2 separate regions of the Homo sapiens genome follow, and region 2 is linked to region 1. A link is an interaction called in ENCODE POLR2A ChIA-PET data of the cell type or tissue named here. Cell type or tissue: A673. All regions are shown on one strand. Each heading gives the region's core, and the rest is flanking DNA. Links, peaks and the distances in the headings are about the cores only.

Region 1 (2,801 bases), core at 195-2,694:
GTAGTTGGATGACTCTTCTATCTTAAATTCTAAAGTTTTTTTTTTCTATTAAGTAGATTATATAACTTCCTCCTATCACCATACTCAGCACTGCAGATTCAGCTGATCATAGGGTCCCCAAGCCTCCTATCTACTCACGTGCTTCCTGGCCATTTTAATATAGTTTCCACTTAATTCATAACGCTCTGTAATCTGTCACCACAAGTTCTGCTCTCTGACCTCCCTCCTATCCCACAAGGGTCACTGGGCCTAACACCCAGATTTGGTCTCTCTACTTTCCTCTCGAGGCCCAGCCAGCCAAGATTGTGCTCAACTCCTTCCTTCTCCTCAGGGCCTGTTCTCTGTTTTATCTCTTGGGGCAGCCCTTACTGCACTGTCCCCCAACTCTAGAGCCCCTGGCAGCAGCTCAGCCAATCCCCTTTCTCCTCTGCCCTTAGACCCAGAAGCATCTAGATGACACAGAAGATGATTCTAAGGAAGAGGGTGGCTAAATGAGAGGCTGCCTTGGGCGCAGTGACTCCTTCTTGCCTCCAGCAAGTGTTTCCTTCAAGTAAGTGTACCATGTGTGAGGCACCAACCACAGACCCAGAACCAGGATTTGGAGAGCTCACCAGGAACCAAGGAACCCAAAGAAGTTCATAAATTGAGCCAAGAATTTCATGGCCCAGCCCCTCAAAGCAGAACCATTGCTCGAGTGCTCTGTGTTGACTCAGAGGAGGGGTTCACCTGTCACAGCAGTAAGGCTGTGGCCCCAAGCCCCTGGCTTCAAGGAGCCATCCCCACTCAGCACCCAGGAGCCTCAGCGTGAGATAACCCTTTTAACCCTGGAGCCATTCTTCCACATTGTCTGAGATGTGAGCAATGGTTTTGATTATGTTTGAATATGGAAGTGAAATAAGCTAAGAGCTTTTATTGATCCTTGTGCATAAAACATTCCAGGATCTGGGTCTCCACAAATCTGCTGAACACAGCAGTCAAATCAGAAGACACTGCACCCAAAACACAGTAAGAACGTCTGCTAAGATAAGGAGACTTTCCGGATTATTTCTGTCCCCCTCTTCCTCTCCCAGGGCTCACATCCCTTCTTGATGGTTCATATGGGGAGCCCAGATCCAACATTACGGGGCTCCTGTCCTAGACCTAATAATATTCACCATAAATGTTCCTTTATTTTTAATTTCAATTTTTTTTTGTTAGCAACTACTGTGTGCCAGGTGCTTTATGTACTAAGTTATTCATTTATTCTTCACACAAGCCTATGAAGCGAGGAGTGTCTTCTCCATTTTCAGATGAGGTGACAAGAGCTTTGGTGACAGCACGGGCACAAAGCAGGTAAGTGACTAAGCCAGAGTTCCACACACAAAGCTGCCTCCCAGAGCTGCCTCCCAGGGGCTTTTCTTTATCTTCCCTTTAGTGCTAGGCCAAGAGATTCCAGCAAAGAGCTGAAACTAAGTATGAGTTGCACACTGAGTACATGGGTGAGCTCTGACAAAAAGAGAAAAGGTGTCTGCATTTAGAGAACCAGAAAAGGGAAGCTCTTCTGCCATTGCCATATGCAAAATTTCCAAAGGAGGGTACCTCTGCACATTTATTTGATTGTGTTGTTAATATGTTCTCTACAGCAAACAATCATTCAGCTTTGATTGGGTGCCTATTTTAGGTGCCAATCTGGATACAGGGGGAGACACTGAGCCCTTTTTAACTTATTTTATTTTATTTATTTATTTATTTATTTATTTAATTTTTTTTTTTTTTTGAGATGGAGTCTCGCTCTGTCACCCTGACTGGAGTGCAGTGGCACAATCTCTGCTCACCGCAACCTCCGCCTCCCACGTTCAAGCGATTCTCCTGCCTCAGCCTCCCGAGTAGCTGGGATTACAGGTGCATGCCACCACACCTGGCTAATTTTTGATATTTTTGGTAGAGACAGGGTTTCACCATGTTGGCCAGGCTGGTCTCGAACTCCTGACCTCAAGTGATCCACCAGCCTTGGCCTCCCAAATTAGTGGGATTACAGGCATGAGCCACAGCACCCGGCACATTGAGCCCTTTTTTAAATCAAAGCAACACACACCAATGATTTTTAAGGTCCAGTGGTACTGCAAGGCTGTAAGGAGAAACAGCAGGCCCTGCCCCACCCCTCCATATCCCTAATTCTGTCTTTCAACTCCTGTATCTATTTCCAGAGTCATCTCAGTGTATCTAAATAGCACGCTTATATGGCTCTGGATTTTTTTCAATATTAGATATTATTCACTAACTTCCTATTATAGAAAATAAGGATTTAGCTCCTTACCACCATTCTATATACCACCTCTCCTGTCCCACATTCTCCCAATAGTTATACCATTTTTTATTAAGTCAACACTAATAGCTATATTATTAAGTTACATTATTTTGTCAAGTAATTATTAAGTTACATTATTATAACCAGATAAATTATTATTCATAGCTGAGCCATGTGTGGTGTTACAATTAATTCCTTTCATGTATATTTCTTAGTTGCCATTTGTAGAGTCCATTATTACCTCATTTGTTTGTCTGCTTAACTTTCTATGTACTTGTCACGAATTCAGCCCTCAACATTCCAACAAAACTATAAAACTCATCACAGTACACTAAATATACCATTATGTACTAATCTTTTTTTTTTTTTTAATTCTTAAAAATCTCCCTTCTGGAACCTTCCATTCTCCTCCTTCAACCTGAAGTGGTTGCTTTCTGTGCTTAAAGGAAGATCCCATTTATTCTTAGTTTACTGTCTAGTTTTGGAGAAACAAATGCATCATAGATTCCTCAAA
Region 2 (2,801 bases), core at 270-2,769, 100 kb after region 1:
ATCTTAAATTCAACAATTTTATTAAATATAAATTGTCTAAACACCAATTAAAAGACAGATATTTTTAGACTGGATAAAAATTATACCCAACTACATGCAGTCTGTAAGAAACACATTTTAAATACAATAATATAGATATATTTAAAGTAACATGATGGAAAAAGATATACCACAAAAACACTAATCAAAAGAAAGTTGACCAGGTGTGATGGCTCATGCCTGTAATCCCAGCACTTTGGGAGGCCGAGGCGGGTGGATCACAAAGTCAGGAGTTTGAAACCAACCTGACGAATGTGGTGAAACCCCGTCTCTACGAAAAATACAAAAATTAGCTGGGCGCAGTGGCATGAGCCTGTAGTTCCAGCTACTTGGGAGGCTGAGGCAGGAGAATTGCTCATGGTAGAGGTAGCAGTGAGCCAAGATCACACCACTGAACTCCAGCCAGGGCCACAGAACGAGAGTCTGTCAAAAAAAGAGAGAGAGAGAGAGAGAGAAAGAAAAGGAGGAAGGAAGGAAGGAAAGAGAGAGAGAGAGAAAGAAAGGAAGGAAGAAAGAAAGGAAGGAAGAAAGAAAAGGAAGTTGAGTGCGTATGTTATTTTTAGACAAAGTAGACTTCAGAACACAGAAAATTATCACAGATAAAGAAGGACATTACATAATGATAAGAGAGTAAATGCACCAATAAGACATAATACTAAACATGTATATATCTAATAATAGAGCGCTAAAATATATGAAGCAAAAGCTGACAGAACTAAAGAGAATTGGACAAATCCACAATTGTACTTCAAAGCATCACAGGACCATTAATCCTGAAATCTTGACCTCAGTTTCTCTCAGGCCTCTTTTGGCCTCAGTTGACTCTCTCTGTGCCTCTGGTTCCACAAAGGAATAACCCTGCCCCAGAGAGTTTAGGGTAACTGTGAAAGCGTGTTCTGTAAGGAGCCCACCCCAACCAGATGTGAGACTGTGAGCATAGCCAGACTTTAGCTACTTGTTGAAATTTTAGAGAAAATCAATAGGAATTTTCCAGCTATGTCTCTCTGGGAAACTCATGAAAGCTCAAACACAGCATTAAGAGTTTGTTGTGGACAGGTATTATTTTGCATCTATCATCCACTCTCCTATTTCTGATAACAGTGTCCCAATTTTGCTTTAGGGAAAATACCTCTACATACCCCTAACTTAAGCTGCAATTAAGTCAATATGAATATTTCATCCTCCTGACTCAGTGATTGGTCAGAAACAGGCACACAACTCAGCCAGAGCAATGAGATGCAAGGTTACACTTGCTGGGGCATCTGGGAAAGAGAGCTTCCTCTCTCCTCTTTGGGCATCACCAGAAAACATGATGTCCATTTAGCCAGATGGTGTGGCTTGGGGATACGAGAGCTGGGCAGGCCACAGTCTTTTTGATATCGGGAGGGAAACCCTAGAACTATACTGTGTAGCACCTGAGGGTAAAGCCTACACTGCGGAAGGCAGAACAGAAGGACATACAGAAAAGGGTCTTGATTGTTTTGAGCTTTGGTTCAAACCTTATCTAAAGACAGAACAACTCTGGTAATTTCTATTATGCAAAGGAATAAATGTTTCCATTTTTCCTTTATTTTTCTTGCTTACAGTAGTTTGCATAATATTTTGGGTTTTCTGTTGTGAATGACATTCACAACACAGAGTTCTGACTAACACAAGGCTTACTCTCACCTCTTCATCCCTCTCTAAACCTCATATCTATCTTTCTCAAAAAATAACAACAAAAATGGAGGCGGGCAGATCACAAGGTCAGGAGTTCGAGACCAGCCTGGCCAATATGGTGAAACCCTGTCTTTACTAAAAATACAAAAATTAGCCTGGCATGGTGGTAGGCACCTGTGGTCCCAGCTACTCGGGAGGCTGAGGCAGAAGAATCGCTTGAACCTGGGAGGCAAAGGTTGCAGTAAGCCGAGATCATGCCACTGCACTCTAGCCTGGCAACAGAGGGAAACTCCATCTTAAAAACAACAACAACAACAAAAAGACAAAGCTTTATATGTGGAAAAAATAATACCTTAATGATTAGCAATACACATATAAGAGAGAATTGTTCAGAATTTAAAACTGTAAGCAAAAAGATAGTTTTTTAAATTTATATATTGATAGAGAATGCTATTTACTCTGTTTTTGCTAAAATCTTTGAAGAACATCACTGGAGTTATTGTCTCCTGAGAGAATGTTTACCACCATCAACTACCTCAACCTGTAATTCTTAAAGAACAATAATAAATTCAGGAGGCCCAGTCTTCCCTGACCCTGTTGGTACTCAAGGAGACAATGGCTTCAGAATTCCTCCATGGGTTTTGCATTTCAGGCTCAAGCTACCTTCTTGATGAAAAATTCTGGACGTGTTCTGAAAATCACAGTCATCCCTAACTTCAGTGGAAAAGATTCATATTGTCCAGCTGAACAAGGATTGATACTTAAAACCAGGGATTTCCTAAAATGAAAATGTTTCTGTGGATAAAACTGATTACATGCAGAGACTGGAATGGAGTTAATTCTGGGTAGATATGGGATTCAAGAGATTGGTCTTCATGAGGCATTTATCAAGGATCTGCAAGGGATTTAGAGGTGACGGAAGCACAGTCCTTCCTGGGCAGTTGCCTCTAGCCTGGTGGGAGGTGTTCCTCACACCCAGGACTCTCATCCATGGCAAAATAAAAAGTGAGATATCGACTGGGCATGGTGGCTCATGCCTGTAATCCCAGCACTTTGGGAGGTCGAGGCGGGTGGATCACCTAGGCCAGGAGTTCGAGACCAGC

Evidence for each region. ChIA-PET counts read pairs that join two places held together with the same protein. Peaks named below come from ENCODE experiments on the same cell type or tissue, not always from the same donor. Only the 100,000 strongest peaks of a DNase experiment are listed, where the experiment ranks them.
Region 2: POLR2A ChIA-PET joins it to region 1 with 13 read pairs; 5 of 35 experiments call an interaction of 5 or more read pairs at or near these places.

What each region holds. Positions count from the first base shown.
Region 1 is chr3:186,957,908-186,960,708 of GRCh38, reverse strand. The region is part of intron 1 of ST6GAL1 (ST6 beta-galactoside alpha-2,6-sialyltransferase 1); the gene reads right to left. Among named protein-coding and RNA genes, the nearest start is that of ST6GAL1, 29 kb to the right of the region's middle. RefSeq lists an enhancer at 1,586-1,635. In A673, for the core only: no CTCF peak of the experiment used is centred there; no DNase peak of the experiment used is centred there; H3K27ac peaks cover 950 bases.
Region 2 is chr3:186,855,666-186,858,466 of GRCh38, reverse strand. It overlaps ADIPOQ (adiponectin, C1Q and collagen domain containing), which reads right to left. Exons shown (of 3, transcript NM_004797.4): 3 at 4-2,801. ADIPOQ-AS1 (ADIPOQ antisense RNA 1) reads left to right here. Exons shown (of 4, transcript NR_046662.2): 2 at 2,351-2,801. Among named protein-coding and RNA genes, the nearest start is that of ADIPOQ-AS1, 4.3 kb to the left of the region's middle. In A673, for the core only: no CTCF peak of the experiment used is centred there; no DNase peak of the experiment used is centred there.